Linked DNA regions of Homo sapiens: region 2 is linked to region 1. The links are chromatin contacts, found by Hi-C in ENCODE. All regions are on one chromosome and are shown on one strand. Each heading gives the region's core, a stretch centred on a gene start or an enhancer-like site at or near the end of the contact. The rest is flanking DNA. Distances are from core to core; before and after follow the strand shown. Region 1 holds the start of VWDE (von Willebrand factor D and EGF domains). Region 2 holds the start of SCIN (scinderin).

What was found. A loop is a pair of places that touch in the nucleus more often than their neighbours do. Pooled maps may share reads with other maps.
Region 2: a loop to region 1 is called in a pooled map, with 2.4 times the contacts of the local background. The contact joins the promoter of SCIN here to the promoter of VWDE in region 1. A Hi-C loop is called at or near these places in 1 of 50 pooled maps.

The regions. Positions count from the first base shown.
Region 1 is chr7:12,402,575-12,408,108 of GRCh38, forward strand. It overlaps VWDE (von Willebrand factor D and EGF domains), which reads right to left and starts at 1,291. Exons shown (of 29, transcript NM_001135924.3): 1 at 1,085-1,291. The coding sequence starts at 1,142. LOC105375154 (a long non-coding RNA gene) reads left to right here and starts at 3,564. Exons shown (of 3, transcript XR_927035.4): 1 at 3,564-4,755; 2 at 4,964-5,082; 3 at 5,242-5,534. RefSeq lists enhancers at 579-1,146, 1,147-1,712 and silencers at 849-1,143, 1,037-1,086, 2,024-2,213.
Region 2 is chr7:12,568,783-12,574,309 of GRCh38, forward strand. It overlaps SCIN (scinderin), which reads left to right and starts at 1,938. Exons shown (of 16, transcript NM_001112706.3): 1 at 1,938-2,203. The coding sequence starts at 2,005. LOC107986768 reads right to left here. Exons shown (of 3, transcript XR_007060635.1): 3 at 1-2,599.

The DNA.
Region 1 (5,534 bases), core at 41-2,540:
TGGTCATTTTTTTCCTGGAAATATTTATCTAACTGTAATGAACAGATATATGTTATTACATGTATTTTTTAAAGTTATTCATAAAGATTTAGTAACGCTGTAAGCAAACCAAAGAAGGACCAGAAAAAATATCATTGCAGAAAATAATAAATTTGATTTTAGTATTTTATTTTTAAGTTTTGTATAGGATAGTGTTTGTATTCCCCTTATACAAAGCAAACTTACATCAGTAAAATGAGTTAAGATCAAAAAATGATAAGACAAAACTATACCCTGGACTGCTATAAATGTTGTACATAATGTTTTTTCAAGCTGCAGATGGTTGAACACAGATCAGACTTTTTCTGAAAAACGTAAGGAAACTTGCAATATAAGAACAAGTCACCTTTCATTAATATTCCTATCTGTATGAACACAAAAAACAAGCAAAAAGGGCTAATGAAAGTAGTTTTGGTTTAACTTCACTGTATTTTAAACTAAATGTTCTTTGTCATGGATTAAAGAAGTAGGAGGGGAGTATTCGCTCCACAGAGATCTCTTTTACAGTGCCAAAACTGATTCTAACATATATATACAAAAACCATAATACAGTATAATACGGATATACAAAACTTAACTTGGTGATTTATTGTAGGGATAAAATGTTCACCAATGAATTATTTCTGAGGGTCCGGTTGGAGGTGGAATTCGTGCAGTATGGAATTCAACTCTGTTCTGAGAATTCAGGTCCACTTGCGGCTAGCATACCTTGCAGATCCGGCGAAAGTTTCTTACAGTAAATTACAATGACCTCAAAGAGCAGGATAACAGCAGGAAACAACCAAAAACAGAACCAAGGGTCGTAGAGTAAGAGGAGGCAACAACCGCATGTGCGCAAAAGAAAAGTGTAGAGTTTTCAAGCTGGAAATTGACCTTTTCAAAGACAGCAGAGGGACAGAGAGGAGGCGGGTGAGGAACAAACATCGCTTGCTGCCTTAAAACGCACAGGGACGCTCCCCAAGTCGTCCAAAAAGTCTAGCCTAGTCCCTCTACCGCCCACGCGGCGCCACTGCGCGCCCACCCCCGCGCGCCCTACCTCGCTTACCTTCCCCCCAGGCCAGGAACATCAGCGCGATCACCAGCACGCAGGCTCCGCCAGGCATCGCTGCTTCCGCAGGTGGGGCGAAAGGCGTCGCAGAGCCCGGGCCGCGGGTGCCAGGAGGATGGGGCCACAGCAGCCCCTCGGGCCTCCTTTCTTGGATTTTCTCAGTCTGTTGCTGCTTGGAACAGGGAAGCTCCGCGTCCTCGTTCTGGGGTGCACCCAGTCCTTTCGTGGGATAGAGCCTTCGCGTAATCCGTCTGCGACTCCTCCCTTCCCATTTTGGCTGCTGGCTGACCTGAAAGCCACGCCCAACCTGTCCCCATAGCCCAGCGTGTACCGGCAGTGGCTCCGCCGCCTTGGATGTCACCGTGCAGTCGCACAGCCAGGAGTCAAGCTACAGGGATGTAGCTCTCCGCCCGCTGCGTCTTGCTGTTCTAACAGAGGCTGTATGAAAACTTGGTAATCCTAGAAACTGCTCAGATGGACCTCGCATAAAAGAAGCCTCACAAGGTTCCGTTGGAAGGGGAAGTTTCCCATGATTGTATCTGCAGACGGATTCCTAACTGCGTAATGGGCGCTACTGGTTTGCACCCCAAGGCGAAGGCGCTGAAAATGCTCCTGTCACCTTAGATCTCAGTGATGAACGACAGGAGGAGGAGTAGACACTAACGTTGCAACAGTAGATGCCTTTTCTTCTGCCTCTGTGACAGGTTTTCAGAAGTGGAAAGGACCGCATTTAGACACTAGCCAAACCATGAGGTTTGTCACCTGTATTTGCCAGTGATTCCCAGAGCTCTTACAGTTGTCCCAGGACGCTTTAGCACATGGCCACACGACTCCCAAGGTTGACCTGGGAGTTATTAGAAGATCAGAGGGCTCTAATGTCTTCCCCCAACCTCGTTTTTGTTTTGTTTTGTTTTGTTCGAGACAAGGTCTCACTCTGTCACCCAGGCTGGAGTGCAGTGGCACAGTCACAGCTCGCTGGAGCCTTGAACTCCTGGCGTCAAGCGATCTTCCCCCTCAGTCTCCCAAAATGCTGGGATTACAGGCGTGAGCCACCGTGCCAGGTCTAAGGTCTTCAGAAGTGTGGTTGCCTCTGCAGAGGAACAGGGTCCTTTTTTCAACTGATTCTACATCTTTTTATGTCTGAAAATGAAACCTCACTGTCCTAGTTTTTCCCTGGCTGTCTCATTCCTTGAGTCTCCCATCCATCACCTTGCACTTGGTTCTCACAGAGCCTTTACCTGAAGAGGATAGTTTGGGGGTCCAAGTGGGCACCAAGGTTCCACCCACAAATTTGGAGGTTCAAGGTTGGCCTAGGCATGGTGGTGGAAACAGGAGGTGTCCAAATGCATAAACAAGTATTTTTTTAATTTCATATAATTCTTTATTTTTAATTTGAAAGGTAAATTACCATTTAAAATTTTAAAGCTTATCATCTCCATAGTAAAAATATTAACCCATATTGGAAATAATTTCTTTTTGGTACACAATACTTGTGTGTAGCCATCTTTCAAATGCAGCAAGGGCACCCAATTTTCTGGATTAAAAATAAAATATTACTTTTTGGTGGACGGTAGACAGGTGATTTTTATCTTAAGGCTTAAGTATGGAAGGGCAATATAATGTAGGCACAATGAAAACCCAGAGATTTCTTAGTGTACAGTTAAGTCTTTTGTTTCCGCTTAAAAAATTCTAATAAAACAGACAAGAAATTAAATGTCAGTTTTCTCAATCTATTTGTGAAATCACCAGGAACAAAGTAATTTGATGTGAATCAAATCATAGCAGGACTTTTGTGAATTTATTTTCTAGCAGTATCTATACAAATGTAGTAAACTTTTATACTTTCTTGGAGGACAACATTACTTATCTGACTTCCATCAAAATACAATTTCAGGTATCGTGGGCCTTATTTTTTTCTTCAGTTTTTGATTGTTTATGAGTTTATGAGTTTACAATAAACTTGTGCCAAAACCCAACTTCCCTCCATGTGACTAAAGATGGAAAAAACTAAAAGCAACTTAAGAATTTTTTTTCAAGTCTCAGTAACCTGGCTTGGATCTGCAAGAATGTATCAATTAAATGCTGGTTATATCACGCCTGTAATCCCAGTGCTTTGGGAGGTCGAGGCAGGCGGATCACCTGAGGTCAGGAGTTCAAGACCAGCCTGGCCAACATGGTGAAACCCCATCTCTACTAAAAATACAAAACATTAGATGGGCGTGGTGGCGTTCGCCTGTAGTCCCATCTACTCGGGAGGCTGAGGCAGGAGAATCGTTTGAGCCCAGGAGGCAGAGGTTGCAGTGAGCCAAGATAGCTCCTCTGTACTCCAGCCTGGGCGACAGAGCAAGATTCCATCTCAAAAAAAAAAAAAAAAAAAAAAAAAATTAGTTATAGAACTGTATGGAAAACAAAAAGTAATGAAAATGTTTTAATCTATGTCTCGTGAAGTTAATCAAAAATTGGTATAAGATTCTTTTTTATATTTTTGAACATTAAAAACAATGGATGCATGGTACCCCGCAATATAGAGACTGACAGCACTTGTAAAATGCAGTAAATATCACTGAGACAAATAATAAGAATGTCAGAGGGAAGAAGAAATGAAGCCAAGTGCTAATAAGTACAATATAGCTTAAATTAAAAGATTAACAGGAGAAAATTTTCAAATGATAATTTTCTAGGAAAAGGAGATAACTCAGTTTTTGTCAGGTTAATTTACAAAGTGATGGGCTTGAGTGAAAAAAAATACCAAATTCAAGGGGCAGAAAAACCCAGTGATTAAGTCCACAAATCCTAGGTTAAAAACACCTGGGCTGTAATTCTAGATCTGCTACCTATTTATCAGAAGTGTAACCTTGAACAGCACACTCAACTCCTCTTAACCTCATTTTTCTGTACAATAGAAATGACAATAATAGTACCCCATAGACTTAAAGAATCAAAAGTGTATGTGCATGCCTGTGTGTGGCTGGGAGCGTGGAAGAGCATCTGGAGAAAGAGCACTCAGAATAGCATTTGGTCCAAAGTAGCTATTATGGTCGAATGTAACAGTTTACTGTTATTAGAACTAGGGTAATATTCTACATAATTATACTTTCTCTTATGTCTTATTATATAAAGGTGCATCATTTCTTGGCACTACTCTATTACAGTGTCTGCACAGTTTGGAGTAACCTTCCTGGAAAATACATATTTATGTAACATATGAATTCCTCATCCCATGTTTTACTAAATGAGTGAGCCCTTTTCCAGAAATGTAAAATTGATAGGATTGCTTCTGGGGTTTACTTGAGCTGAACACAAGTACACTCAGAAGCAGAGGCTAAAACATACAGCAGGTCCTTGGTCATTTTGTTTAACGTTATTTTGTTATAACACTGATGGAAAAAATCGATTTCCAGCAGAGGCCAATGTCTATGTGGAATTGGCACGTTCTTTCCATGTCTATGTGGGTCTTCTCTGGGTACTCCCGTTTCCCTCCACTTCTCAACTCTCTGTGTGTTGGGTGAATTGGCATGTCTACATAGGCCCTGCTTGAGTGATTGTGGTTGGGTATGTGAGCGCGCCCTGCGGTAGGATGGCTTCCTGAAGAGAGCTGGTTTACACCTCATGCCCTGAGCTCCTGGTGTAGGATCTGGCCACCTGTGATCCTGAACTGGAGTAAGGAGGTAAATAATTATCTTGTTTTCATTAATCTTTACTCAATGTATGTATAGTTTATTTTACTGTTTAATATTAGAAGTATTTTGGTCTTTTTTTAGAAGTTGGTGATGTTTTTGTGACCAGAAATATGGTATAGTAATTTAACTCATGTTGATATCAATTTGTCTGTAGTAAAACTGGTTTCATTACATGTTGTTTCACTTTACATCGCAGTTTTCAATAACCTATGGACACCGTTGAGGACTCATTGAATGTGGCTATAAGTGTGGTCAAGTAATGAAAACTGATCAGCTGAGGGAGGAAAAAGACAAAAGTGGATGACCAAAATGAAGGTGAGGTGAGAAACAACATGTGAGAATAGAGAAACAGAGAAAAGCACTCATACACGTCCACACGTGCACACACACACAAAAAGACAGAGAGGAAGAGAGACAGACAGACAGTGACAGAAAGAGAGATATGCTAATTCCTGATGGCTTTCCACTCAACAGCTCCAGAATCTTTCGAGGACTGCCTATGTTTCCTGTTTTGGATTAGGAAAATGTGGCACATATACACCATGGAATACTACACAGCCATAAAAAATGATGAGTTCATGTCCTTTGTAGGGACATGGATGAAACTGGAAACCATCATTCTCAGCGAACTATCGCAAGGATAAAAAACCAAACACCGCATGTTCTCACTCATAGGTGGGAACCGAACAATGAGAACACGTGGACACAGGAAGGGGAACATCACACTCCGGGGACTGTTGTGGGGTGGGGGTAGGGGGGAGGGATAG
Region 2 (5,527 bases), core at 688-3,187, 170 kb after region 1:
TCTGCAGGCTTAACATACTTTGTCTCAGGCCACTGTATGTTCTTCAAACACATTGAATTCCCCTAAAAATCATTTTCTAACCCCCCAAATCACCCATACATCACCCATCTGCCTTTCCTCTAATAAGGAGGTACAACCCTCTGTACCTCATTGGGATATTGGCCAATCACTCTGTGATTCTCCCCCATGCCCGCTGATAAATTTGTATGCCATTTGTCCTGTTAATCTGCCTTTTGTGACTTGATTTTTCAGTGAAACTTCAGAGGGTAGAGGGGAAGTTTTCCCTTGGCCCCTACACTATGAACTGAGATAGACAAAATAAATTAGTATGTTTATAAAGTGGAATACCATATGGTCAGTAAAAACCGGTAGCTCTATGAGTACTGTGTGTTGATACACAGACACACACACACACACACACACACACACACACACACACACACACACGGGGGGGGATTCGAAAAGGTTATATGTTACATTTTCTGTTAAAAATTTAAAATAACTACATTACCTATATTCTTGTTGACAAAATTTGAGTGCCTGGAAAAATACATAAGAAACTGGTAACGTAATTGCCTTTGGGGAAAGCAACTGGGTGGCAGGGTGAAATGGAGATAATTTTTTATTGCACACATTTTGTACTTTTAATTTTTTTACCATGGTCATGTAATAACCTATTAAAAACATAATTTAATTAAGGAAAAAAATCTAATTTTGCATTATTATTGACCTTCCAGGGATTCATGTAATTTGAGAAATTGAATGAAAACAATTTTACATGCATGAAATTCAGCTTTCTTACTCTATACATCCTGAGTGATTTGCCTTTTTCAGTAACAGAATCCTTTGCTATACCAGCTTGTTAAATGAATGCCAAATCAAGAGTAAAATTTCCATCTGTATTCCATAGTGTTTTAGCCATGCTGCAAAAGCAAAACCTGTAGGTAAAACAAAGAAAATTATCACCTTGAAGCTAGGTAACAGGTAACCCAGAAGTCCGGCCAAGCATAAAATTACAGCCACAAACAGCCCTGCAGAGAACATCTCAGGACGGCGGCTGCTGGGTTTTTGTTGTTGTTTTCATCTTTCTTGGCCAAAGGAAGCAGGTGTTAAGAGAGCTCAACCACAGCTCCTGAACTCTGAGATTTACAGAGCTCTGTCACCTGGGGTAATACTGCCATTCTTCCAGGTTTTCTTCCTGTCCAAGAAATCTGACATGCTGTTTTTCATGGTATTTTCAAACTGGAAGATCGAGACAGAAACTTTGGTCGTCAGGAATGCAGAGATTGCCCAATGAAATGACAGAATTGATCATTAGGATGCTTGTTACTCAAAAAGCCCATTTTTTAAAGAAGGATGTATTAAAATTATTCCAGCATGCTAATGTGGCACACTCCTCTGCTGCCTAACGGCAGGTGTTGCTATTAGCAGAGGAAGCCTTGTTCTAAGAATTATTCTAGAGGGCCAGAAAGAACAGGTATTGCTCCACCCGAGTAAACGCTGACTCAACTCTGCAGGGCTGGCGCGCTCTTTCCTCACCTCACCCCTCCTGCCAGGCACAACTGAGATCCAGAAATAAGAGGATTAGCGAGAGAAGGGGAAATATGCAGGACGGTAGTGATGGGTATGCACAAAGGAGTGCCAAGCAGTTTTAACCGTTAATGTTCTTCGTCTATTGCTAGAGAAAATGTCTTTCCTTGGAGGAGGCATTGGCACGAGTTACTATAAACTCCCTCTGAATCTCAAGACTTCTGGGACGCCGATTCCGCTCCTGGCCTGGGGCAAGGCGTGGGAGCTTGGAAGCCAGCGCTGCGCTCCCCGTGGGAAGCGATCGTCTCCTCTGTCAACTCGCGCCTGGGCACTTAGCCCCTCCCGTTTCAGGGCGCCGCCTCCCCGGATGGCAAACACTATAAAGTGGCGGCGAATAAGGTTCCTCCTGCTGCTCTCGGTTTAGTCCAAGATCAGCGATATCACGCGTCCCCCGGAGCATCGCGTGCAGGAGCCATGGCGCGGGAGCTATACCACGAAGAGTTCGCCCGGGCGGGCAAGCAGGCGGGGCTGCAGGTCTGGAGGATTGAGAAGCTGGAGCTGGTGCCCGTGCCCCAGAGCGCTCACGGCGACTTCTACGTCGGGGATGCCTACCTGGTGCTGCACACGGCCAAGACGAGCCGAGGCTTCACCTACCACCTGCACTTCTGGCTCGGTAAGGGACGGCGGGCGGCGGGACCCCGACGCACCAAGGCCGGCGAGGGGAGGGCGTAGGGGTCTGAGATTTGCAGGCGTGGGAGTAAAGGGGACCGCAAACTGAGCTAGCCACTCGCGCCCCCACGGGGCTGCCCTTTGGGGCCGGCCACTTTCTCCCTACCGAAGTCAACTCGCCGGCTGCAAACGCGGGGCTCAGGCGTTGTCCGCAATTGACTTACCTCGCAGGCTTTGACCTTTGCCAGGTGTAGTTCCTGGACTTTGGAGCTGGTGACTGGCTTCTTCCCCTTTCACCGTCAAGTATCCAAACGCCACTCTTGTCCAGGGCCGCTGCCTCAGCGCACACCGTCTCTGGCCAAGCCCCGCTCACCTTCCGACAAACTCAGTCCTGCTTTCCCTGTCGGGATGGAGAGGAAGTCATAAAGTCTGGGGGCATCTGCCGCCGCTAGGAAGAAGTCCTTTTCTTTTTCTTCACACATTATTTTTATTTGTTGCTTTCGGGCACTGGCTTATTTTCTCTATGATTGCGGGAATTATTGTTCTGGGCTTCTTTAAAACAGGATTCTACCCGCACCATGCTGCTTGTGGGTCTGGTAGACAAAAACTCCGCTTCATTCGGAAGCTGGCGTCCTCAGATAGAAGTAAGAAAAAAATACAGATATTTTATATACAAATAAATAGCTCTATATGGGTATTTCATATATTTATGTAGACTGCTTTATTGTTATTATTTATTATTTATTTTAGCAAGGACACAAGATGGAACAGAAACGGCTCCTTCAGCAGTAGTAATTATTTTGAGCTGCGTTCGTGCCAGGCTGTCAGGACACTGGGCCTTGTGTGTTCTTTTTCCACCTTCTACTTTTACTCATAAACATCCTGAATGTCCAGCCTCTCCCCAGGAGGTCTTGTGCCAGTGGGCACACCCTGTCTAACAACATGCCGATTCTCTGAGCCTTTTTGCCTTCTTTTAAAACTAGCTAGCCTGCCCAGTACTCGTGTTTGTTTAGTTTTATCCCTGAGCTTAGGAGGAAAACACACAAAACCACACACACTTACACATTTTTGAGTCCCTGAAAGCCAACACTGTAATTTCCAACATTTGAAGATTTTAAGAAACAAAATAATAGAAAACATTGAGTAGTGACTGTCTAAACATTGGCAAACACCTGGAACAGGCATTTGAGAAATGAGAAATGAAAAATACGTAGATGAAGATAAGACTTTTAATTATAACATTTGGAGTCAAAAATTTGTGTTAGCTTGAGGAGGCAGAGAAGGCTCAGCCTGAGTTCTGAACACATTTTGGCTTCTTGATGCATTGCTGTTATTCCTATTATAATGTTGTAATACACAGTCATCTATTTGTATTTTCTGCCAGAAAAGACTGAAACTTTTATAACCCATGTTCAAGAATGAATGATGCCAGATAGAATAATGATGTCCTTACAGAGGACTTTCCATGCAGAACTTAAATCTAGCATGAATGAAAGTGTTTGAAATGCCACATTTGCCATTTGAGTAAATTAAAATGTGAAATAATGCCATATCTTACTGTAGACAGCAGTTAAGTTTGACTTTGTCAGATGACCGCAAGGGAGATTTGAACACAATTCTTTAATTCTATACATTTTTATCCAAGTTGTCCTCTTAACTACTATATTTTGTAGGGTTTACAGATTCACCTTATTCACTTAATTATCTACTTAATTATCCACTTGATGCCCATAAATTTCAAAAATATAATAGAAAATGGTTTGGGCAGAAACATTTATAATCTTAAAGACATGCTAAAACTGAAGTCAATAACATGTTAATAACAAGCAAATTCATTCAGTAATTATTCAATATGGCCAGTACTGTACAAGGCACTTGTGGATATGAATAATTAATGAAACTTCTCTAAAAGTTCATCACCTCAAAGGTGCAAAAAGACAAAAAGTGATATAACACAGGTAGAATGTGATAATTACTGTGAAAGCACAAAGTTTCTGTGGTTATTGGGAAACAGAAGCCTTTAGAGAAAAAAAAAATGAGAGTACTTGGAAGTGTTCTTGTGTCAAGAGAGAATTATGGAGAGAAAAAAAGCTTCAAGTAAAATAGTCAACAGGACTTTCAGATGGGATTGCCCAACAGCTCTTCCTACTTCAGTTCCCTAAGAAAACAGAATTTCATCCAAAATAGTGTAGTCTAAGACCTAAATTAGGATGAATCCATGAGGATTCATCAGAGAGACAGATTGAGAGAAAGTCACAGGAGAGAGAGCTGAACTTCCAGGGGAAAAGAACATTTGGTTAAAGGAAATCAGCCGGAAGAAAGAGAAACTAAAGTTAAACTGAGATGAAAAAAGGTGCATAGCATAGAAATGAAGAAACAGGCCAAATGGGAGGCAAAAAGGGGAAACAGGAAGAAGTTGGACCTAGAACAAGAGAGAACAGAGCAGGAGAGTCGTCTTTCTTGGTCTCTCCCTCAGTGTTTCCATAACACTTGGCATATCTCAGATTATTTTATTGTATTAACATTACATGCTTGAATGTATTAACATCATATGCTTAAATGTAATGAAAGTAAAAATTTATTGCAAAGAACTTAAATGTTATTGCATTAGCCCTTCTTTAAAAACATTTCAGCTTTGCACCTAGCAGTTTAAATGCATCCATTCACCTCTGTTTGTAGTTCCTTATAGCACCAAATCAATGGGTAGGTCTAGATAGTAAAACTGCTCCCTGTCACATCCCTAACCTAAGGTACAAACACTTATCCTCACTCTTTCTCTTTGCCAGTTTTAAACTTCACACAAATATATTTTAAAGCAGTATACATTTATGTTATAAGTGGGCTATACCAGGCCTTGTGCAATGCCCTGGGAATCCAAAGGATTGGATTACAATATACGATACAAAGAACTTATACGAAGGACTGGCTAGAAACTGGATCATTTACATTGCTGGAGCATGGGGGTGGGTACATGCAATGGTACAGCACTCTGGAAAAGAGTTTAGTAGTTTCTTACAAAACCAAATATACTACTACCATATGAGTCAGCAATTGCATTCATAGGTATTTATTCCAGAAAAATGAAGTTTTGTATTCACATGAAAACCTGTACCTGAATGTCCACAGCAGTTTTATTTGAATAAACAAACACTAGAATCAGCCCAGATGCTTTTCAACAGGTGACTGGTTAAACAAGTTGTACATCTGTACCAACTAATACTACTCAGCAATAAAAAGGAACAAACTATTGATACATACAACAACTTGGATGAAGCTCCAGGGAATCATGCTGAGTGAAAAACCCTAAGAGGCTTTATACTGTATGATC